Linked DNA regions of Homo sapiens: all the other regions are linked to region 2. The links are chromatin contacts, found by Hi-C or POLR2A ChIA-PET in ENCODE. All regions are on one chromosome and are shown on one strand. Each heading gives the region's core, a stretch centred on a gene start or an enhancer-like site at or near the end of the contact. The rest is flanking DNA. Distances are from core to core; before and after follow the strand shown.

Region 1 (3,978 bases), core at 1,193-3,692, 6.1 Mb after region 2:
TGGGACAATGACTACCAAAGACTTGAACTGCCTGTCTTTGTAGAGAGACCTAGTTAAATGTCAAAAGCAGCACAGGGCCCGGCACATTGGCTCATGCCTGTAATCCCAGCACTTTGGGAAGCCGAGGCGGGTGAAAAGTCAGGAGTTTGAGATCACCCTGACCAACATGGTGAAACCCTATCTCTACTAAAAATACAAAAATTAGCTGGGCGTGGTGGCAGGCACCTGTAATCCCAGCTACTCAGGAGGCTGAGGCAGGAGAATTGCTTGAACCCGGGAGGCTGAGGTTGCAGTGAGCCGAGATCACACCATTGCACTCCAGCCTGGGCGACAGAGCAAGATTCTGTCTCAAAAAAAAAGAGCAGCACAAAAAAATGTCAAACTTTGAACTGCTCTACAATGACTAGTTACCATACAGTGGGAACTTGAAATAGTAGTTCATTCACTCATTCATGCCACAAGGACCTGATGCCAACTACACCAGGCACAAGGCTGGGCTCTAGGAAAACAGAGGTGAACAAGCATAATGTCCCTGCCCAATTTCGTCTTACATTTTCCTGTGACACACAATACAAAAATGAATATACAAAATGGCAGATGCTGTAAAGAAACTATGAACTTTACAGTAAAACTGAAGAATCATCACCAAAACACATGCTGTGCTTTTTCTGTTCAAAGAAGTGTGACAAACCACTTTTTGTAGAAATGTGAATTACTAGTCATCATACTTTCCTAATTTAAAACAGCACAATTTCTTCAGCTGTAGGAGGTAGAATCCCAATCTTAGAAAAAAAAAAAAAACTAACTTTTTGAAAGGAGATATTCTGCACTGGTGTAACAGCACGTCAGCACTTAGGCCAAGATTGATAACAACACTGGCCAAAAGATAAACAATTTACACAGGTGGCAAGCCATCTAAGGCAAAAGCTAAAAACAAAAACAGAGATGGACTTCTCAAGAAGTCATTTAATGTGTACTGCATACACACGTAATTTTCAAAAACAGAAAGGGAAGGCACAAAAAGTTTTGGCAGATGACACTAAATCAACAGTTTTAACATTGCTGCATTCCAGATCATTCCAATAAACAATGGTTCAACCTACTGAGAATCTAGAGACATTTCATCTCTAGGCAGAACACTGGTTTGTAAAGTTTAGTTGCTGGACCTAGGCCATGGAAAGACACAAGCAAATCCTAATGTTGAAACTCTAAATGCATTCCCACTTAGAATTAAACAGGAAAGGGAAGGTTCCTCCCCCATGTAGGAAACTGAGCCGTAATTTACTGGTTTCAATTTATAGCTATGAAGTGTGTGTGTTTTGGAGGGGAGGGAAGATGAGAAGTTGGAGAGGTTTAAGGAAAAGACACCTGCATGAGGTAGGGCAGAAGTGGACATCCTGAAGACCTGATTTCTAAAAGCAGCAGGCCTACTAGGAAAACTTAAATCTCTTTCATATTGACCGCAAAAGCGAATTTTGAGCCTGTAAGGTGGATCATGGTAGTTGCCGGTCTGCAGATACACTAGGTTGAAGACTCGCAGCACCTAATGTCACTTTTTCATGCTCACGCCCTCCCAGCGCCCAATCCGTGTTTATGGAATGAAGGGGAAAACCCAAAAGAATGAATGAACAAGAAAGGAGTCTAGTCAGGAGGATGGCCCTGGACGCGGACTAGGCGAAAGCAGGGACGATGCTCCCGGGGCCGGGAGGCGCTCGAGGACCCCCGGGCGCAGTGGAGAACGCGGACCGCGATAGGGCCGGGGGCGTAGGGCAAGACAAAGGCAGCGCGGGCGGCCAGACACGGGTGCCCGGCGGGGACGGGGACCGCGGGCGCTCACCTCATCGCCCCACTTGAGAACGTCCTTGTGCCGGTCCTTGACGGCGTGGTAGATGTGCAGGAACTGGAGGATCCCGTGCCGCCGCACGTGGTCGGCATGGCGCTTGGTTTCCTCCCAGCTCAGCGGCGAGCCCTGGGACAGCAGCCCCATGGCCGCCCCCTCCTCCTCCTCCTCCTCCTCCGGGCTGACGGCGGTCGCCCGCTCCGGGCGCGAGACGGACACTCAGCCGCCCGCAGAAGGCGGCTGCCGCTCCACCCCGCGGGGGCGCTCTCGGGCCGCAGTCGGCGGAGGGAGGGTCCTGCCCGCTCCGGCTCCCCGGCGGCGGCCCCTGGCGCCCAGGTGACAGACCCTGGGTCCGACGCACCGCGCGGAGGCGAAGGCAGAAGACCGAGAGCAGGCGGGACGGCTCTCGGCCCGGCGGCCTCGCCCTCCCCGCTGCTCCTCCTCCCGCTCCGATGCGGCGGCGGCGGACCCCACGGCCGCGCTGCCGCGGCGGCTCCCGCTTCTCTTTGCCGGTCTGGTGCACTGGCTTCTTCCTACTTGTGACCAAAACCTGCGCCGCCGCGGAGCATGCCCAGTCTTTGCGTCCGCTAGCTCGCCGCTCCTGGGCGCGATCCTGCGCTCCAGGTTTTATAGACTACGGGCGAAGGCGGGGAGAGGAGGCGGTGCAGCGGCGGAGGCGTGGCCTGAAGCCCGGTGGGAACCGCGGGGGCTCAGGAGGCGTGTGCAAGGGTGATTGGGTCGCAGTTGAGGGGAGCAGCTCGCGAGAAGGGGGCGTGCGGTCGGCCTCGCTTTACGCAAACGCGACATATCAAAATGCATTTTTTTTCCTAATCAGAAGAGATAAACTTGGGATTCGGGAAGAAAGTTGATTATTTGAATCAATGACGAACTCACCATATTATGTTTTAGTTGGACAGGGCCTCACACTTAGAGTGAGAGCGGCAGAATGTGTTGAGAAAAGTATTAACATGGTAGTGAAGTGAAACAGTTCAACTCTAGGCTCCATCACTTACTGACTGTGAGACTTGGGACGAGTTCTTCCCATATCTGCATAAAATTAGATTAATTCTATCTTTTATAGATGTCGTAATTATGTGCATAGTGTACATGTGTATAGTGTTGGCCAAAAAATTGACCTGGTTATTAAGAGGAATCAATTTGTCAACATGTGTAAATCATTATTCCCTACTGTCTTGATTAACTGGTGACCTATGTTCTCTGGATGGCACGGACACCATTTATTGCAAAAAGTCTCCAGACAGACCATATGAGGAACCATCTCCAAAAGTTTATCCTCCATCTAAACCTAAAATTCATCCCTTAAGTGATCAAAATGACGTTCTTGTGAGCCTACCGTGGGGTGGGGTTGAAGATAGTGGGAACACCTAGAGTTGGCCTTATCTCGGAGGGAAAGGAGAGGAAGGAGGTACCGTGCCCCCAAGTGATTGTTTAATAAATATGTGTTGACAGAGCAATGACCTGTCAGGGGAAAAGTGAAGGCAACTAGATCATACATGTACCTACCCAGAAAGTGTGTATTTATCATACCCTCTTCCCTCGCACTACAGAGTTAACATTTAGTAAGCACTTATTAATTGCTAAATGAGTGAGTACATGATAGCAGGATTCTCTTCTCCCACAGCCTTCATATTGGATGTGCCCCTCACAGGGCTTGGGGGCATGAATACCCAAGGTCTGGCTGGGATTTCCACAATGGTGTGTGTGTGTGTCTGTGTGTCTGTGTGTGTGTGTCTGTGTGTGGTAGGGATGTTTGAAGCTCAGGAGAAGATGTTTCCATCCTCATCACACAGGTGGGATAGAAATCAAACCACATTCTAATTTTTCCACAGCCTTTTCAACAACCTCCTTTGCCCTCCCACCAACCTCACCAGATCTGTATATGGTTCTGGCACTCTGTTGTTTTTCCTGCTTGAAATTCTCCATCTGACACACTCATGTTCATCTCTTGAGTCACAGTTATTCCTCTCTGTGTTTTGGTTGCATTCGTACATTAATGATAGAGTCATTTTAAAGATAGCTCCACACTAAATAGTGAATTCCTCTGGGGCACAGATGACTTATGCCTTTTGTACCTTTAATTCTAGAAAAGTGCTTGGTATAGAGTGTGTGCTTAATAA
Region 2 (3,886 bases), core at 266-2,765:
CTTCCCCAAGCTTTCGTTCAACTCATACCTTCTCTTTACAGCTTGCTTTGCCCACAGTAATTTATTTTCCTTTAAATTCTCAAGCATTTGACCCTCACTACCTCATACTGTTAATTAACTTTGTGTTCGTATCTCACCCCCCTAGAAGAATGCAAAATCTCTGAGGATTAGCGCTGTACTTTAGCTTTTTATTTTTTTGCTTGGTAGGGGACAACGAACATAATGCTGAACACATATTTGTTACCTAAAAAAGGCACATGTTCCATGATGTCAATGTAATCTTGTTTAGGTGAGTATATTCAACTTTTTTCTTTTATCCTTTTTGGCTGCTGTTTGTGAGTTTGATCATTCTTGTTATAAAATTACCACATGTAACCTTTTGAGAAGCATTAGAAGAATTAAAAGATGGCAAAAGCAGGCCTATAGGAAATAGTGGTAATGGATACGTCCAAGGTTACTACTATGGGCCACTGTGCTCTGCATTGCAAGATTTGTTTGAACATACTCAAGAAATTGAAGTTCAGACAGGTTAATTTATCCAAGGTCCCACAAAAAGTAAATGGCTGTGCTGAGTTTCAAGGACCCATGTCTGCCTGGATCCAAAGGGCAAGTCAGTTTCAGTGCTGGATGACTGAGAATTACAAAATTTCTTGAAAAAGCACTAGGCACAATAGTTGGCGTTCAACAAACGCTCACACACACATCTGCCCTGGAATTGGGTCTACTTAAACAGAAGGGGGAAAAAAAGCTTGCTGAAATAATTATACTTCTTCGTAACTACCAAGCTCATGTTTGACTGACTATAGTAATCCTATGCCCTCCTTCACATTGACGCTAGAAAAAATGCCTGGCAGTATTTCAAATCATGATGCCTATTTTTCTCTCGATCAAGTAACAACTCAAATTATACTTTAAAAAGAAAAAAAGCAAATTATAAAGTTGCATTCAGCTGACAAGAGACTAAAGGAATCTGTGAAACAGAATTTATTTGATGCCTAGGTTTCTCCCTCACCCGACGAAGACCAAATGCTGCTGATCCGTAAGTAACTTCGCAAGGTAAACTGAGGGGCCTGGCAGCATCTGGGCCTCCCTTAAAGGTCGAAATCAAGTGCGCTCGCCCTCCTTCTGTCCGCCTTTTCCCTTTAAGGTCCTCGAGGCTGCTTCGCTGCAGAAAGTAACTCCGCGTCGCCGCCGCGGAAAGTGGGGCAACTTTGCCTATCAGCAGAAACCTTTTGATCCATCTGAGGCGACAAACCAGACCAAACGCCCGCCCAAGCTGTTCCGAGCCTCCGGGGGGAGAGCGAGCCCAAGCTCCTCTGCACCGCTTCCTCATCCGCTCGCTGCACCTGGACGCGGTCGGCGCGCGACCCCCGGCCGTGACGTCACCGCACCTGGCAGCAGCCGTGGGGACCGGGAGAGAGCCCGAACGCGACGGGGCGGGGTGGGGCGGGGAGAACGAGGGCGTTCTCGCGAGATTTGCCTCCTCCCGGTCCCAGCTCCCCGCACCTTCTCGGCCTCTGTCTGGGTCCCCACCTTAGTCTACGGTGTCGCCTTTTCTAACTGCGAGTGCTAAGGAAGAGGCGAGGGGCGGGCTCCGAGGCTAGGCGGGCGCTCGGGGTTGGAGCCGAGGGTCTGGGCAAACCGGTGGGTCCCTCCCCACTGCGGGAGCGGCCAGGGTGGGAAAACCGCGGTCGGGCGGGCGGGGTAGGGCCCTCCCGCCGCCGTGGCTCCTGGGGAGGCCAGGGGTGAGGAGCTGTCGCCGCCTTTGCCTCTGCCTCGAGGGCCGCGCTGAAGAGACTGGTAGGAGAGCGCCGCGGGCGGATGGAGGCGACTCTTCGCCCCGCCTGAGCTCAGGAGGGGCTAGCGCGGAGCGCGGGTCCCGCCTCCAGCCGCGGGAGCGGCCGCGCGAGCCACCACTGGAGGAGGAGGAGGAGGAGCGGACGTCGGCTTCTCCCCGCGGGAGCCCCCAGCATGGGTAAGAGACTCGGGCGCTTCCCGCCGCCCGTCCGGACCTTCCAGACCCGGGGAGGCTGTGCCCTTTCTCGGCCTTCTGGGGAGGCGACTGCGGTCAGCCCCTGAGCGGCAGCACCCCACCCTCTCCATTCTCCCCACCGCCCCTTCTTGCCCTGCCTTCCACCTTGCTCTTCTCACGGAGAAACTGGTGGGAGAGCTCGCGGGTGCTTTCCCTCGCTCTCCCTTCTCCGCCTCTTTTCCTGTTCACCAGAAAGGTGCGGGATGGGGGGCGGGGGCGCCTGGCCACCTCTGCTAACCCCTTGCCCAGCTAAAATCAGACCTGACCTTCCTTCCCTTCCTCATCCCCTTGCTTCCCTCCCCCTCCTCGTGGGATGGGGGAGGGCGATCGAAAAACTTGATAAAGTAGCACTTTCAACTTCTTTATTTTCTGCGAGGCTTTGAATACGTTTAAGGAGAGAGATAAATTTGTTCAAAAACTTTTTTTTTTTCCTGCTGAAACTCGCAAGGGGTGCCTCAAGGACAGGAAAGCTTGAGTATTTGTTTTACTCGGGTTCTACCTAGGCAAGTGTGTTGGCACCTAAGCATTCAGTGTGCTCCCGAGGACTGGGTTTGGACTTCAGTGTTGGATCCTTTGAGGAGCAGTTTCCTGTTTGGAGTTAGACTTCCTTGCCGGAGGAGAGAAAAATACAAGGCCTTATATGTTATTTACTATGTGCTTTATAGTTTTGTTTGAAGTTAGAGAAGGCAGAATGTGTGGCAGTCCGGGTTGAAAAGGAGTTTTGTTAAGTGGTGTAACAATTTCTTTTGATAACAAAGTTCGGTGTGGGCTAGGCATTAAACTAACTCCCTCAATCCTTTAAAAATTAAAAGCAACTTAAGAATAGCTTACAAAAAACAAAACACCCTGTGTCTCTATAAGGCAGAACGTGTTCTGTAAGAGTAAACCCAAGTTTGATTTTTGTAGAGCAAATCAGGAGGACCCTATCACTTTTTGCAGTTGAGAGTTGGTACTGCTTCATATCAACAAACGATCACCGAAATGAATAATTCATGTAATTAACAAATGATTTAGAAGCAGGACGAATACAGACTACTGCTGATGTGGCACCCTCTGTCCACACTTTGCTTTGTGGGGGATGTTTTGAGCATATTGTTTATAGACACTCGCCTAGCTATCCTCTGTTTTCTTAGACTTTTCTAATTTTATGTTCCCTTCTCCACCTCCCTCCTTTCAGGTAACTTTCATACTCAAAAGTGCTCTTGAGCTCAAAAACAGTGAAATAAAACATTTGCTATTTGGAATTTTCAAATGAATTATTTTATAATTGATTAGTTGAGCTTGCAGGGCAATTGTGGGCATATTCTTTTAAGTATGAAATTATAAAATCACTTTAACTGCTTTGGATTAAGATAATACTAAAGTTAATTACACAGTTCTTTTCTGTCTTAAATGGGATGCAGAATAAAATTAAACTACTTTGGATGACCTGGGGATGCAGTCTTGTTTTGCATATAGGGCTTTTGAGCTAAATTCTAAATAATATTTGTTCGCATTTTGAAATTATTTAAATACTTTTTTTTTTTGCTTTGCTTTTGGATGTGCTTGTAACTGATTAGTGTCCCCCATCATCTTTCCTTTTCTAATTTTTTTTTAGAAGTGTGGAAATCATATTCAGGTTTGTGATTCTGCATAGGGGAAAAATCAGTAGGCCGTTACTTAGTGTGTGAGGTCGTCTCTGGAGAAAAGTAAATGTGTACCAATACTTGGACATTGGAATACCTATTTTGATTGTCCAGAGGCTTTTTCTTTGTGATTTATTTGTTGTGTTCTGTTTAGGTGAGTTTTCATATAGACTTGGATATCAATGTTGGTATACTCTCGACTACTTAGAATGTGTTTTGAAGGTATGTT
Region 3 (4,058 bases), core at 813-3,312, 5.2 Mb after region 2:
TTTAATATGTTAATAAAGAAGCACATCTATTATGTGACAGATTTAAATGTTTAAGAATTTGATTTCAATGAAATTGCATTTCAATAAAATTGGCTTCCTTTGCAATCCTGTGTATTTTATTTTGTGCATTTCTCCAGACTGCCAAAGAGGTTGGTGACACATTGAAAGTTAAGAGTCTCTGCTGTGGATCATGCATAGAAAGCTTTACAAAACAGTTGAGGGGAATAGGCTTTCCTGCATCCTTACCTTGGGCTGCAGCCTTTCCATTAGCTGGAGAAGGCAGCAGCTGGTGCCTATGAGTTGAGAGGGCAGTGGTCCCTTTGCCTAAGAACCATCCTGTTCCCACATATTCAAGGGTATGGAATTCCCATAATATTCAAAGAGTTTTTCTTTAGTTTTAGGTGATACGCCTTGAGTAGGAATATCATGAGGCTGTTTCCAGCTTCGAGTATGTTGGTGATAGGGTGTAAGGGATCTCAGAGCATCTAGTCTTGTCCATATCTTAAATCCAGGCACTGAGGTCCAGAGGGGAGTTATTTACCCAGGTCACATCAGATGAAGATAATGAAGTATTCCAAGAGGATTTTAGTTTTATTCCAAATAGGGTAAGTGTTCTGAGAGTGTGAGGAGAGAAGGTGAGGAGGCTGGGGTAAGGATGGGCATAGAAGGGGATGGAAAGGAGGGCTGAGAGAACTCAGAACCAAATTTCAGGCTATCACTTTCTCCACGCCACATTCCAGTGCCTTGCCATCAACTCTTCTGTGAATCTTCAGGAATTTTATTAATTCCCCAGGACCAACTTAGACTTTCATAAGTTAGATGTAGTTATATTACTTCCCTGAAGCACTTTTATGCACAAAGAATAGATGTAGCAAACAAACTTCACAAGATTTAATTTTTGAGTTTCCTTTTTTATTCTGAGGAATTCCGCTGTAATTCTCAGTGACACAGAACCTCTAGAGCTACTTCACTATGACAACCTTCTTCAAATCTCCAAAGGGCTGTTACATAAGGAAGAGGGTCGGAGTTCTGTATTCAATCAAGAAGGCAGAAGATTGAGATGATAAGTTGCTACAGGGAGGCATAATTTAAAGTCAATTTAAACTGTAATCCCAGCACTTTGGGAGGCAGAGGCGGGAGGATTGCTTTGAGCTCAGGAATTCAAGACCATCCTGGGCAACACAGTGAAACCCCGTCTCTACAAAAAAAAAATAGTCGGGTGAGGTGGCACACACCTGTAATCCCAGCTACTTGGGAGGTTGAGGCTGGAGAATCGCTTGAACCCAGGAGGCAGGAGGCAGAGGTTGCAGTGAGACGGGATGGTGCCACTGCACTCCAGCCTGGGCGACCGACTGAGATCCTGTATTTAAAAAAAAAATAAGGTCAGTTTAAGTTTCGTTCCTGGGATTGAGCGGATTGCCTTGCATTAGGCAAGGTTTTAAGTGCTTTCCAACTCTGGAATTCTATACCTTTCCCAGTAGATATCTAAACCCAGCAAATCCTGGGCCTGAAGTTTAAAACTAGGATCCTCGTCTCCCAACCACATCTAGATGATCCCATAGTGTAATGAAGGGTGCTTGGGCTTTGACACCAGGCAAACTTGGATTTTGACCTGGGACAACTAAGTCACTTGACCTCACTGAACCTTAGCTCCCTCCACTGACAGTGGGGACAGTCTGCTGGAGGGTGTGTAGAAGACCTCGGGTTGCCTTTTGGAGGTTCTGGAAATGTCCCTTGAAAGATGAATGGAGTTAATTTAAAAATCTTCGCCTTCTGTAATTTTGGCTTCTTGCAAACACGCTTCCTGCCAGTCCTGCTCCGTCAGGCGGGAGGCAGCAAACCCCAGCCCTGGCTCCAGGACAGGGCCGAAGGCAGGATAGACGGAGCAACGGGTCCGGCTGCCGCCGGGATGTTGCAGCACAGGGCCTCCTGGCTGCCTGGCCTACAGGCCGCCCGGATTCAGCCGGAGGGCATGGACCGGGTGGAGTCCTGCAAGGCGAGAAGGGACACAGCGCATGCGCGCGGCAGGGAGGGCGTTTCCAGGAGGGAGCGGCCTTTGCTCAGCGCGAGACGGCTGGGCGCCGAGTGGGACAGCGCTGGTGCGGAGACTGCTTCCGGACTCCAGGTACCGCGCTTGGCGGCAGCTGGCCCCAGACTTCTGTCTTTTCAGCTGCAGTGAAGGCTCGGGGCTGCAGGTGAGCTGTGCATCCCGCAATGGAGACCTTCCTGCTCTGAATTTTCTTACAAAACTGCAGAAATATAAGGGGCGTTGCTTAGCGGGCATCCCCTCCCCCGCGCCAAACCTGTACAGCAAACGATGATGCAGAGGACCTTGAGGGGATTTTGCAGGGCATCGGTCTTACCTCCGCGGTATCATTTTTCTCCTCCTCCCGAGTTTCTGCCTTCTGGTATCCCTAAATATCCCACCTATCCTGCCTCCTACCTTCCTGGATCTGGGGTGGTGGGGTGGGCTCATGGACCATTGCAAAATGCTTGGCAGGATTTTAACCTTCTCAGCACCACCCAGACCCCACTCGAAAATGTGCCTTTTGTGCCCTCCAAGAGCTCAAGGGTAGGTAATTGTTATATCTTTAGCATGTGAAAATGCTTTTTATGTAACAGTTCACCGAAAATCTCTTAATTCTCCGAATTTTGGAGGATTTGGGGCGGGCAGCGAGGCTGTCCCCTGTCACCTTGTTTTGTACCTGGTATGGTAAATCGTTTTGCTGCATTGCATCCAAGATGCGTTTTAGTCCTTCCAAGGCTTGAGCATCACATTTGTGATGAGAGCGTGTGATGTGCTGTGCACATCCTCTCCCACCTTATCCCTTCCATGTTAACACAGCCTCTGGCTTTAATGTGTGCTTCTGGCCTGGCCACATGGCTCCGTCATGGAATAGGTGATTCTTTTGTCTGAATATTCTCTGTGAGAACAGAATCTTCTTGCAAGCATTGGGAGTAGATTTATTTTGCCTCTTTAGAACAACAGTCAGTTCGCTAAGGAGATTAAGGGGCTACCTGTTTCCTGGCAATAAAGCTGTATTGGGTAGGTCAGTTACAGAATGTCTTCAGGCAGAAGCTGTTCCTTTGGTTCACTCACTCATTTATTCATTTAACAAGTATTTTAAGTACCTGCCTTGTGCATGGCAGGGTTCTTGGTGCTGTGAGGAGGACAAAGATAAACTGAACCTTGGTTTGCCCTCAAGGAGCTTGGCTGGCTGAGAGTTGAGAGAATCCCAACCAAGTAAAAGGGTATGGGTCCTCAAGAGAAGATCGCAGGAAGAGCTGGGGGGCTCAGGATGGAGTGGAATTAATCTTTCACAACAGCTACTTAGCTTTAGGAGAAAATTAGGTCTAGAAGTTACACCTGATAATGAAAGAACTCTCATAAGCTTCAGATCTGTATGTAAGGGTGTTTTCCGGACTGTGTGTTGGGCGTCTCAGACTGAATACATTCTAAACAGGTCCCATCATTCCTAGCCACCTCCCTCTTCCCACCGCCACACACCTGCTGCTGTTCCCATGTTCTCTGTCTCAGGGAATAGCATGAGGCTCCCCGACTCCCTACTTCTCCTAATGGTCTAAGCCAGATACCTAGGGGTGAGTCATCTCTGATTCACCCCTGACTTTCCCTTCCCGCCTCAAATTCAATTCTGATTCTACCTCCTGAACTTCTGAAATCTGTCCACCTTCTCTCCATTCTCATTGCCATTTCTCTAGATAAGCCTACCGTTATCAACTAAGCTCTTGCTTACTTTACTGCAACAGCTTCCCGATTTATCTCCCTGCCTCACTTCACAACCCATCTTCACTACTGCAACTGGGAAGTGCTTGCTGGAATTTAAATCTGATTGTGAGGCTCCCTTCAGTGATCCTTCATTGCCCTTAGGACGGAACCAGACTCCCTTTACGGGGCTTATGTGGGTGTACAGCCCTGTCTTTCTCACCAGCACCCTCTCTTTTCACAAGCCCCTTGCACTTTTCATTTTGAGAACATGCTTTCTTGTGCCATTAGGGCCTTGCACATGCGCTCCCTTCTGCCAGGAACACCCTTCCCT
Region 4 (3,761 bases), core at 8-2,507, 6.2 Mb after region 2:
ACATATAGGAAAAGTGCTATCAAGTGGGTACACTTTGATTATAAATCCAAAGCTCATTTGGAGCAGATGAGATTAATAAAAATAGGACAGAATGAGTATATATTTTTATATACGTGAGATGAGTGCTTGATTTTTACTTAAGAAATCAGGAGGATCCATATTAAATGGGAAACAATGGCATTTATCAACAGGAGAACCCATTCATCCAGTTACTACCAAATCTACAAATTCCAAATGTTTCTATCATTCTTATCATATAAAAGATTGGGGCAAATAAAATTATTGTTATTGGTTGTGTAAACTTCAAGCTCTCTAAGCTTAAGGCTAATGGTCCTTAGGGACATAGTTTTATTTGGTGATCTTCGCGGGGTGTACATTAGGGCCAAGGTTGCCTTTAACCAGGTTGGTGTAGTTTTTAGGGTGAGGGTAAGGCTCCCAGGGTATGTGAAATTCTTCTTTAATAGAGGACAAGGGATAAAATGCAAATCCTTCTAGTTGAAACAACCAAATGACTTAAATTTATGCTATAAATTAAATGATTCATATCAATTACTTCATTGAGAGCATGATTTTATGGTAGAAAATAAACTGGGGCCTGAGGCATGGAGGAAGAGGAATGTCCGCTAACACAAAGGTTATCAAATTTAGGGTCCCTGGGTGGAATCCCTATTCCTTTTCGGTCAGATCTTGTTTTAAGCTTTATTACGTTGTCATGGGATATCTTTCAAAATCCTTTACTCAATCACATATGGGGGGAAAATTGCGTTGAAATACAGAATTAAATCTTAAGTCTTTATGGAGATCGACAATTTCCATTTTTAAATAAATAAAATCTATATGAATATCTTCAACTTCCTAAAGAAAAAAGAGAGAGAGGAAAATAAACTTTTGAACATGAAATCACTTACATAAACCTCAAGTGTACTAACGTGTAGAGGAAAAAATCTCAAATGTGGGTGTAACCGCTATACATTTAGGAAACATGCCGCCTTGGGAGAGTGCCTATAACGAATTCCGTCTGCCACCCAGTGGCCGCTGAAATAAATTGTTTCTTTTGTTGGCCATTGCCCTGTATTTTGCTAAAAAAAAAAAAAAAAAAAAGAGGTAGATTATGCCATACCAGGAATTTAAAGCCATCAGGACATGTGCCTCGACATATTTTACAATACAATCAGTGTAGTAAATGTTAAATATTTTCCTTTTCGCGAACTCAGAGGTTAACCACGTGGCTCTACGAATAAATAACGTGTTCTTCCTGCGTCCCTGCATCTACCTGGGCTCAGATACTGACTGGCACAGAAGATACCGAACTGGCCCGGGATTCCCGAGTCACGTTGTTGGGCATCGAGAGGGTGCAGCAGGACACGCCGACAGTGGCCTCGGGTAGCTCGTCGTCCTCCGTCCACTCGTTGAGCTCGGGGCTGAAGCACTGGATGCACTTCTTGTACTTCTTCTCGCCCTCGTTCCAGCCCCCCACCAGGTAGGCGCGGCCATGCAGCGCCGAGACGCCCGCAGTGCTCACTCCCACCTGCAGCGGCGCCGCGTAGCTCCACTGGCCGGTCGCGGGGCTGTAGCACTCCACGGTGAGCACGTCCACGCGCTCCCCGCGCGGCCCCAGCTGGCTGCCGCCCATCACGTACACTCTGTCGCTCAGCGTGACCGCGCAGTGCCAGCCCCGGGGTGTGCTGAGGTTCGGCAGCTCCTGCCACGAGTCGCTGGCCGGGTCGTAGGCGCACACAGAGCGCGAGTAGGCGTTGGCTATGTAGCCTCCGGTCACCAGCACGCGGCCGTCGGCGACCGCGCTAGCGTGGCAGCAGCGCGCCACCTCCAGGGGCGTCTTCGGCTGCCACTGATTGGTGGAGGGCACGTAGCACTCCAGCGAGGCCAGGCTTCCTTCTGCGTTGCGGCCGCCCGCGGCGTACACGAGCCCGTTGAACACGCTCAGGCTGAAGTGCGTGCGCTTCTGGTTCATGCTGGCCAGGTGTATCCAGGTGTTGAAGCGGGGATCGTATCTGGAAATGATAGAGAAGGTGTAACAGCTTTGTCGGCGGCAGCTGGGGACCCCATGTTACTTTGCAAATCATGAGTGGGAAGCCTGACACTACCCCTGCAAGGAGGCGAGGGACCTGGCCCAGCACCTCACCTGGAGGCTGGAGTTTCTCTCTCAGCCAGTAAAAATGTGTGACACTTGGAAAAGACAAAGCAGGCATTGACCACCCCTCGCCCCCGTTTATAAGCCTCTCCTCCGTTTATAAGCACTCCCTTTATGGGGCCACTTGGAGAAGAGCCCACAGAGACTGAGCTTTCAGTCCCCCTTTCCTCCATATTCAAATATCTATCATCCAGTGGGATTTACGAGATGTGCACATGGGGGAGGCTGGGCATTTGTGACGATCAGAGGAGTGGCGATCAGAGAAGGGCATCGCCATATTAAAGTCAATTCTGCATATCCTCAGATGCCAACCATTCCTAGCTCCCTGTCACAGTTTAAGATACGAATTGACTGACTGGATTTCTCCATTTCTCACAAACCCCTTAATCCTACACCTCTCTTGGCCATTGCGACAGTAAAGCCAAGCCACTCAGCAAAGTCTTCTCTTGTCTGTTAGACTGAGACCAATAGAACTGTCTAAAAGCATCAACAAAGGCTTAACTTTGGATACTCTTCTATTTTCCAGCACTTGTCAGTAGAGAAGACTTTTTAGTTTAGGGATAAATATATATTTTTTTCAGTGCTCGGAACTATCCATGTATAAGCACTGCAATCAATACCTCACAAAGCGACTCGAGTACTAAAAGGTGTCTTTACAGCAGGAGGAAAATAAGCATAGTGAACTGATGCTTTCCTGTTGACATAGTTCAGAAGTATTGTAAATACAGAACTCACTCCTTCAGTCTGATGTTCATCTTTGTCCCATTTAACTCCCAAATTAAACTCAACTATAGTTACAAATTAAACACTAAAAATCAGTTAATTGTGTTCTTTAAAATGCATACACACATAATGGAATAATAAAGTATATTTTTCATGAAATACTACACAAATTTTCAGATCTTGCTCATTAGTTATGTTTGACTTTGTACTACTACCATGATATAAGCATGATTTTCTGAACATTTCATATGAATGGAAGTTTAATTTTTAATCATAAATATATAAAATAATATGGCATTTGAATTCCATTTTTCTGAAGGATGTGTTTTACTCTTTTACTCTTTTCTGTATGTATCAAAAATACTGACACATTTTCTGTTATTCGGTTTTCAAATAAGTATTTCAAATTAATTAGCTGCCACATTTTTAATGATCTCATTCTATTTGCCAATTATGAATTTGACAGTTGTCAGTAGCAGTCACTTAAAATACATTTTGTATTATTCTATTCTTTCTTACTACTTAGTGTTAAAAACTGAATTTGTATCTAATTTCTATCAAAAGTCAGTGTATTGTGAAGAGTACCCAACTAGAAGTGAGTAAATGTGAATTGCCGCTTACTGGTGTTATAACTTCTCTAGGTATCAGGTTTCTCATATGTAAAATCAGAATAATTATATCTTCCCCGCCCACCTCACAGGCTTGTTTCAGAAATCTATAGTGCAAAATATAAATGAATGTACTTTATATAATATAAAGTGCTGAACATACGTAAGGTGGCATTATTATTATTTTTGATTTACTAAGCCAATGGACTAAGTTAATAAGCAAGATTAATTTACTTCTATGTTAGGGCTATTTCCCTATAATATTGAGCCATTTCAGT
Region 5 (3,517 bases), core at 1,018-3,517, 5.1 Mb after region 2:
AGAGACCCAGGGAAGGAGGTAGGTACCAAACTCAAATGCTGGCAGCCCTTTCTGAGCAAAGATAAAACAGGGAGGGCCACAAACCCTAACAAATGCTAGAAATATGACGGAGAGAGCCACAGGCTATGCGAGAAACTTCGTCGCTGCAGCCTGTGGCTTTGAGGTTTACAGCTGTCACGTGTATCTTTCCAGCCACACCCTCCAAGGCTGGGGACACGCACTTGGAGGCCTCTTAGAATGGAGGACAGCAAACAGACAGCAGAGAATGCGCTGGGCAAAGGAAATTCTGTTATTTTGTTAAGCTATTATTATGATAAATAATCACAGGGCTCCAGGCGCAAGAGACTTTTTCATGTTGGTAGGAGATGTTATGGCTTTTGTTGCTGATATGATCTCAGTTAAACCTTACAACCACCCTGTGACGAAGACCAGTTTTATGAACGTCTTTAATGATGGGGAAACTGAGGCTGCAGTCAGTTTTCAGTCAGACTAGTCACAGAACAGGGACTGAGACACACGGATATGACTCTGTGTGACACCACACACTTCCAGGGGAGAACCCAGAACAAGGTGGAGCAAGCCCGACCCAATATACCACTAGAGAGAGCTGTGAGAGGGAGAGGAAGGAGAGAGGGACTGAACTAAAGGAGCACTATCAAAAAGTGGAGTGGAGACCCCAGTCCTAGCACCACCGTTTATTTCCTACAGACCCTAAAGCTCAGCCACGGACACATTCATTCATCCAACCCTGACTTGGCCACCACAAGAACGTTCCCAGCTTGAGGGCAGCTTCGCCAGCCAATTAGGGCCCTTGTCATTCGTAGAGATACAGGGAACCCGAGACAGAGGGACAGGGAAGGAAATTTAGCCAGGCAAGCCATCCTCCATCTCCAAGGAAGTTTGTAAATGATCACAGCTTCCTAACCCAACCGTGAGAATGCAATAAGCAAGCTGACGCAGAAGGGAGGACAAGGAGTCTCAGGAACCAGAGGAGACCACGGTGAGAGTGAGGGGAATGTCGCTCACATATCTCACTTCTGAGACAAGATATACCGCAACAAACCCATGCCAAGCTTCCTCCAGTTCTTCCCACTTTTGAATATCACATTTTTCTTGCTCTGCAAGAGTAGGGAATCCTTCCCATCAGTCTTGTGAATTCTGACCCCTTGCTGGCTTTCTACAACTCCCTGCCTGGGAGGCCGACACCAGGACATTGCTGTTGGGGGTGGGATCCCCATCCTCTGCCCCCCACTCCTACACTATAAGAGAATCAACTTTCCCCAAAAAGTGGAGGGTATCCCTGTCTCTCTTCTTGTCTCTGTAAAGGGGGTGAAGCTCTGGGTCGCCGCAGATGGATCTAAAGGGACAGTTCACGGAGTGGTAAAGGATATCCAAAAATTGGCCTTCTAGAGCACAGCAAAAAAGTGGGAGCGAGACGAGAGCAGAAGGCCACTGCTGGGATGGGGCCAGGGCCACACGTGAACATCCGAGCACGTTCCAGAGCTGAGATGCAAAACACCCAGAAAATCACATAGGAAGTGGAAAAGGTTCTGGGTCTCTCCCACTGGAAAAGCCCAGAAGAGCTAGTGGCCACCCCTTGGGGCAAGAGGGGGTTGTGCAATGACTGCGGGTCTGGGAGTCTCTGGGCTTGGCTCCTGGACGCCAGAAAGGGAACCCCACGCGTCAAGCCATGGTGGCAGCGCGGCGGTTGGTTCGAGGCCAGGCTGGGGTTTCAGGGCTGCAGACAGAGCTGCAGGATACGATGAGTGCCCAAGGGGGCGGCAGAGCATGGCATGGCTGGCACGGCGCGGAGCTGGGGGTGCTGTCTGGGCTGGCCGGGGTACAGGCCGGAGGGGTACAGTGCACAAAGCCGGGGTGCAGATAACGTACACGGCAGCCAGGAGCCTCCGATCAGAGGAGGGCCCGCTGACCTGCAGGGGTGTGCCGGGCGGTGCACGACAGGGGGCACTGTCCCTCCAGCTCCCTCCTCCCCAGGCTCTCACCTCGAACATAAGCCCGATGAGGACGCAGAGCACCAGGCAGAAGCCGATGTCCGCATGGTTGTGGATGACGAACTCCTGGCTGAAGAGCGGGTAACTTTTCGTCCTCCTGCGGAAAGCCATGGCAGCGGGCGCGCAGCGGCCGGCGGGGCCCGCACCCTGCGCTCACGAACCGCAGCGCAAACTTCTCCAGCACCGGCCCGGTCCGCCCGCCGGCCCGCCGCCCGCTCTCCCACAGCCGCTCGCCCGCCCAGCGCGGAACAACTTCGGGGCCCGCCCCCTTCCTCCGCCCGCCCCCGGCCGCCCGTAACCGCCCCCGGCCGCAGCCCCCGCCCAGCCCCCGCCCAGCCCGCGGCCCGCACTCGGCGCGCCTGGCCCCGCCCCCCGCGGGCTTAACCCTCTAGCCGCTGGGCACGCGCGGGCTACCGGGGCGGAGGCGTACGGGGGCGGCGAGCGGGGCTCGGCTCCTCCTCGTCCCGCGCCAGCGCCGCGCCCGGCCGCATTCTCGGGGCCCGAGGCTCAGCCGCTCGCGGTGGAGAAAGCAGGCCGCGGAGGAGGCGGGCGCCCAGGCCTGCCCGGACAGGAAGTGGGCCCAGCTTTCCCACTCCTCGCTCCGCTCCTTCCTCCGCGGGAAGGGCAGGCCCCGGAGGCAGCGAGCGCCCCGGGGGTGGCCGGGCAGCCGGATGCTCCCGGGGTTGCGGGCTGTGGCCCCGGGGGCTGAGGGCGGCGCGGGTGCGGCGGAAGCAGGGAAGCCGCGAACCGGCCTTCTGGCTGGCCACAGCGCCCTGCACGGACGATCAGTGAATGGAGATTACTCAAGTATTTATCGAGAACTTGCAGTGGGCTAGGCACAGTTCAGGTAGATCAACAAACCGAAAGACCCTGCCCTAGGGGAGCTTTCGCTCCAATGCGGGGAGAGGGTGGATGATTGCAGTTTTGCCCAGTAATTTTTGGGACCCTCATGCCACCATTAATTAGCTACACACATTTCACCGAAAGTCTACCTTACATATTAATCAGAAGAAGTGGAAGAATAAACACAGAAGAAGCAAAAAAGGAAGGAACTTTCTCACTGAAAGTTTCTATTTAATATTAAGTCTTAAAAGTACTCCTGGAAGGACAAAAGGTGTTCTTAATAAATTATATTCGCAAATATTGGATTTAATCCTACCAGTAATGAAGCAGTCAGTTACTTTCTAGATGTGCAGAAATACGTAATGAACAAAAAAAACTAATTCCTATTCCATTTTTTATTAGGTCCACAGTTATTTCACTTCTAAATAAATATGGTTTTTTAAAAGTGGCACGCGGTGGAATGTAATTGAGACAGGATGGAGTTCCTAGAGAAATTTTACTTCCTCAATCTGCACTCCACCTTACTTAAAATACAGTCTTGGGTCTGTAATTCCCTTATCTGACTCTCAAGGAAATGACAAAGTAATGCCTAGATTGGACTAAACCTCATTTAACTTCAAGGCTGACCTTTCTCAAAGTTGAACCTTCGTCTTGTGAGGAAC
Region 6 (4,070 bases), core at 262-2,761, 6.4 Mb before region 2:
AATGCCAACCTATAGACTAAGCATCTCAGAGTTATTTCAAGTTTCAGAGAAGTACAGTAATATCGTCAAGAAAGTTTCATGATACAAGAGGAAGAGATTAAAAACCTTCACAGGAGTTGGGTTTTGATATGGTAAACGTCTAAACTAGAGGCCATTCTTGGGGAGGAAAATCTTAAAAACATTTGGTTCTTAGGAATCCCCTCTTTACACGCATATTTTATTAAAGTGTAACAGATTAAAAGGTGCTCTAGCCAGGGCAAACCAGGTAAGTGGTTTCCAAAACTCACGTTGATTTAAAAGTTCTTGCACCCCTCCAAATTTCTTCTTAAAGAGGACAGCTATCCCAGCGCCCATGCGACAATCCTCACTGATACAGTGGGCTAAAGAGTCTGTTTTCGGGCATGCAAAAAGGTCTCCTTTCACATAAGTGATCTAAAAAATGTGCAAAGGAAAAGACAATGTTTTATTAGATACAGTAAAATACTAAGCTATTTTTCTGTATTTTGTGTCCCCCACGACTACCTCTCCCGGCACCCCTTCCTCCAATCTGATTTAAAGCCAAACCAATTACAGCATGTGTAAAAGGAAAGTAATGGATGATCCCTGCCTAGAATTTTGAGCCTTTTTAAAGTAAATCAGCTAGAGAGAAAAAAAGATAATGCAATCATTAATTTAATTAAAAAGTGTTTATGCTTTTGACCTCCATTATTACGAATTTCAGTTCACCAATAAGTCAATAGTTGTTACGCACTCTGCTTCCTTCTGGATCTTCATTAAGGCTGCTGGCCATGATACTGAGTCGCTATTTCCAGAATTTAAGTGTTTCTTCAGCTATGAGAAGGGAAAAGGAAGTAAAAATGCTTAGGCAGCCTTAGTATATAATATTCTGATTGCCCTGTACAACCACTTAATAGGCTTTTTTCCCCAACGTTTATCGATGAATGTGAGTTTGTTCGGCCCCTGGGACGTAATACAAAACCCTTCTGGGGCAAAGAGGAAGAACGCTTAGGTTCGGAGGCTGTCTCGACCCGCTCTCATTTCGTGCTTTCCTGGAGCGCCCCGCTCCGTCAGCGGAAGCAAAGCCCATCCCTAAGACACGCCTCCTCCTTTCTCCAGGGCCACTCCGGAGCAAGGCCGATTTAGGACGGTCTCCTTTTCTCTGCACGACGCAAAAGTATTTCCCCAGTGGGTCTGGCTTAGAAGAAAACAGAAGGGACTTGGCCACAGTCCCGTTAAGCCGCAACCACAGAGTGTACAGGGTACTGGCGTGCTGAGCCCCAGGCGTGGGGAAAGGAAGGCGGCCTCTCAAGGAACGTTCACCCCCCACTTTTTTGGGGGGTGCGTGGGAGAAGGAAAGAGTCTATTGAAGCCTCCCATTCTCTGTCTCCTACCCTAGGGCGGGTCAGCGAGGACGCAGTCTGTCCTGGGGTCCTATGGGAGGGTGCGGGGAGGCTCGCTCAAAGCCCCAACGTACCCAAGTCACCCTTCACCTGGAAAGGAGTCGGTTGTTTGGAGGTCCCCGCCCCGCGGGGAAGGGCTCCGGATCCGACCCTGGTAGGTGGGGAGCAGCGGACCAGCCCAAACGCGGAGCCAATCCCGCCAAAGCCCTTAATTGCACGCATCTAAGATGGCCGCCCCCGCCCGGTAGCGGGGCGGAAACGAGCCCCTCTAGCTTGCTAGCCGAGCCCACACTCTTTGGCGAAGGCCGCCGAACTTCCGGCAGTAAATTCCGTGGTTTCCCGCCGCCGCCCGCGCATGCGTAACGAAACTGCCCCACGAGTCGGGAAAAGTGGCGCTTGCGCATTAGCCGCAGGGGTGTGTCCTAGTGGCCACTTGGAAAGGGGTGGGCAGCTGGCAAAGGGGCTAGTTAGCGCCTGCGTAGTACTAAGCTCAAGGCAGCGTTTTGAGTTGAAGGGTCTGGCGCGTCTGGAAAGCGCCTGCGTATTCCTTTCACTGGGGGTGGTGTCAAAGCGGGAAGGTGGGCGTGGCTTCAGGGAACGCCTGCGCGTTGCTCCTCCGAAGGGGTGGGGCGATCCCTGAACTGGAGTTAGTGGGCGTGGCCTCAGAGGCGCCTGCGCGGAGGCGGTTGGAGGGAGGCCCGATTCCCCTTTGTTCGGGTTCGCCATTTTGCTAGGCAGCGGCAGTGGCGGCGGCAGCGGCGGCTGGAGCCTCTGATTGGGTTTCGGAGTCCGGTACTGGAGCCAATCAGCGCGGGCAGCGAACCGGGGGAGCGAGGCACGGTGAGTGTGAGGAGCCAATATCCAGCGGCCCAGAGCCGGCCCCAGCGCCCCGATTGGCGGGTCTCGCTGACCACTCAGGAGAGGCCCAGGCGCCCGTCGAGCCCGGGGAGTCGAGCTGAGCCTAGCCGAGCCGGGCGGCCAGCGGCCCCGGCCCGGGGCCTGCGAGCGCCTCGGGGCACTCCCGGCCGAGGCCTGCAGGGGCCGCCCCGCGCGGGGATGGCGCCTCGGGGAGCAGGCACCTCGGGGCTCCGACCCTCGCAGGGTGCCAGGGCCAGTTGGGAATGCGTCCCTGTTCCCCGACTCAGGCCCAGGTTCTCAGGCCCCAGGCCTGGGGCCACGAATGGCCCTACACTAGGGGACACATGCGCGCCCTGGGCCTCGGCGATTTCCTCCTGGTCGTTCTGGCCGCAAACTTAAACCTGCCCTTGCACTCTCCACTCTCCGGCCCTTGGGACAGGAAGCCTCCCCGGGGCCCGCGCCCCCCGCTCCCCGCTCCCAGCGAGCCGGGTCTGTCTTATCTGCAGCCCCTCTAGGTCGGGAGGGAGGCCTGGGGAGGGTGCGCGCCGCGGCCGCGGGGTCCCGTGTGCGGCTGGCAACGGGGCTGGCCCGCCCACGCCTCGGAGCCCTATGGGCCCGCCCCCGCTGTCTCCCTGGTGGGGAGAGGGGGCCGTTAGTTCGCCCACTCCCCCTGCTCCGCCGCGCCCCTCCTCCCAGCCCGCTCCGCCCGGGTCTCCGGCCCGGCGCCGTTACCACCCCTTTTGGCTCGTCATTTCCTCTCTTCCCCGCCCCGTTCGCAGTGGCAGGACCGCACACCTCCGTCTTGGAGCCCAACCAAGCGGTCTCCGTTTCTTGTCCGGGCTGTAAGACCAGTCCATTCGGTGCCTGGAACCTCACTCTTAGAAGATTGATACCCTTGCGCATTCTTTCCGGAGGCTGCACAACTTGCTGTTCATATTACTAATCTTATCCACTGCTCATTTTGTGAAATCTCCCTCCCTTGGGAATATAGTACAGTTTTGGGGGTTTTTTTTCCCTTTGTTTTTGCCTTCGCCTTTCTATGTTACTTTGTGTCAGGCTTGACCCAGTCCACTCATCTCTTGGTTTATGTTTTTCTGATACACTTTCAAGTCCTGTGTTAACGTTTTCTCAGCAGATGTTTAGAAACTAACAGTGTTGTGGGGTTTTCCTTAGGGTGAGAGGTTGCTGTTGGCAACCAATTATCCAGCAGTTAGTATATGCCAGGTATAATCCGTGTGTTAGGGAGGGAGTACGTAGAGGTCAATAAGAACTGTGCCTACCTGATGGAAATTGACAGGTGAACAGGTAGTTAATACCTAACGGTTAGTGCTATAAAGGGGCCAAGTTCAGTTGCTGTGAAGTATCCATGCGTGAGCTAGCCTCCGTGAAAGGCTTATCACCACCGCACTTTTGACTGGCCTTGAAGAATGATGGTAATTCTTCCACAGGAAAGATGGAAGAGCTTGCTCGAAGAGAAGAAAAGCATGTGCAGAGGAATCAAATTACACTGTTGGAGGCAGGAAGATGGGATAGGGAAGTGGGCAGTAGTTGTGATAGTTTAGGGGGGAAAGCCCAGTTGGTAAAATACTTGTATATCTTGCTAAGGAATATTTTGGAAACAGTTATTATTTTGTATGGAGGTTCAAGTAGAAGGGATCTAGAGCTATATTTTTTCCTAAGATTGAAAAAACGAGTTTCTGACTTGTTTATGGGTTCTGCCCCGTGATAGTGGCTGAGTTCTTTGGGGATGAAGAGGAGACTTGTCCTAGGACTCTGAAAATTATTTTTACTCATGTGAATCATCTAGTGCAT

The links. Hi-C counts contacts between places; a loop is a spot of excess contacts on that map. ChIA-PET counts read pairs that join two places held with the same protein, here RNA polymerase II (POLR2A). Pooled maps may share reads with other maps.
Region 1: a map of CD8-positive, alpha-beta T cell shows a loop between it and region 2 (17-fold over the local background). The contact joins the promoter of GCLC here to the promoter of CD2AP in region 2. A Hi-C loop is called at or near these places in 3 of 168 maps with a recorded cell type or tissue (CD8-positive, alpha-beta T cell and naive thymus-derived CD4-positive, alpha-beta T cell) and 7 of 50 pooled maps. POLR2A ChIA-PET finds 5 or more read pairs at or near these places in 1 of 52 experiments (HepG2).
Region 3: a pooled map shows a loop between it and region 2 (4-fold over the local background). The contact joins the promoter of TMEM14A here to the promoter of CD2AP in region 2. A Hi-C loop is called at or near these places in 4 of 50 pooled maps.
Region 4: a pooled map shows a loop between it and region 2 (5-fold over the local background). The contact joins the enhancer-like site here to the promoter of CD2AP in region 2. A Hi-C loop is called at or near these places in 4 of 50 pooled maps.
Region 5: a pooled map shows a loop between it and region 2 (11-fold over the local background). The contact joins the promoter of TRAM2 here to the promoter of CD2AP in region 2. A Hi-C loop is called at or near these places in 6 of 50 pooled maps.
Region 6: a map of CD8-positive, alpha-beta T cell shows a loop between it and region 2 (20-fold over the local background). The contact joins the promoter of OARD1 here to the promoter of CD2AP in region 2. A Hi-C loop is called at or near these places in 2 of 168 maps with a recorded cell type or tissue (CD8-positive, alpha-beta T cell and naive thymus-derived CD4-positive, alpha-beta T cell) and 11 of 50 pooled maps.

The regions. Positions count from the first base shown.
Region 1 is chr6:53,542,659-53,546,636 of GRCh38, forward strand. It overlaps GCLC (glutamate-cysteine ligase catalytic subunit), which reads right to left and starts at 2,443. Exons shown (of 16, transcript NM_001498.4): 1 at 1,838-2,443. The coding sequence starts at 1,987. RefSeq lists enhancers at 1-188, 1,127-1,868, 1,707-1,766 and a silencer at 1,987-2,416.
Region 2 is chr6:47,476,274-47,480,159 of GRCh38, forward strand. It overlaps CD2AP (CD2 associated protein), which reads left to right and starts at 1,516. Exons shown (of 18, transcript NM_012120.3): 1 at 1,516-1,975. The coding sequence starts at 1,972. CD2AP-DT (CD2AP divergent transcript) reads right to left here and starts at 1,799. Exons shown (of 1, transcript NR_187257.1): 1 at 970-1,799. RefSeq lists a silencer at 1,278-1,787 and an enhancer at 2,074-2,800.
Region 3 is chr6:52,669,051-52,673,108 of GRCh38, forward strand. It overlaps TMEM14A (transmembrane protein 14A), which reads left to right and starts at 2,063. Exons shown (of 5, transcript NM_014051.4): 1 at 2,063-2,195. LOC730101 (a long non-coding RNA gene) reads left to right here. Exons shown (of 3, transcript NR_024405.1): 3 at 1-103. RefSeq lists enhancers at 1,279-1,779, 1,768-1,927.
Region 4 is chr6:53,650,319-53,654,079 of GRCh38, forward strand. It overlaps KLHL31 (kelch like family member 31), which reads right to left. Exons shown (of 3, transcript NM_001003760.5): 3 at 1-2,012. The coding sequence ends at 1,280. Among named protein-coding and RNA genes, the nearest start is that of KLHL31, 14 kb to the right of the region's middle. RefSeq lists a silencer at 813-1,107 and enhancers at 1,479-1,538, 1,569-1,788. Within about 2 kb of position 1,258, at least 25 of the 41 ENCODE cell types and tissues checked have a DNase peak (open chromatin) inside an H3K27ac peak, as active enhancers do.
Region 5 is chr6:52,574,793-52,578,309 of GRCh38, forward strand. TRAM2 (translocation associated membrane protein 2) reads right to left here and starts at 2,268. Exons shown (of 11, transcript NM_012288.4): 1 at 2,004-2,268. The coding sequence starts at 2,123. TRAM2-AS1 (TRAM2 antisense RNA 1) reads left to right here and starts at 2,410. Exons shown (of 3, transcript NR_103446.1): 1 at 2,410-3,517. RefSeq lists silencers at 74-123, 1,981-2,840.
Region 6 is chr6:41,070,845-41,074,914 of GRCh38, forward strand. It overlaps OARD1 (O-acyl-ADP-ribose deacylase 1), which reads right to left and starts at 1,512. Exons shown (of 6, transcript NM_001329686.2): 1 at 1,392-1,512; 2 at 752-831; 3 at 288-432. The coding sequence starts at 790. It overlaps NFYA (nuclear transcription factor Y subunit alpha), which reads left to right and starts at 2,130. Exons shown (of 10, transcript NM_002505.5): 1 at 2,130-2,240. RefSeq lists enhancers at 1,531-1,740, 1,771-1,820 and silencers at 2,201-2,830, 2,861-3,020.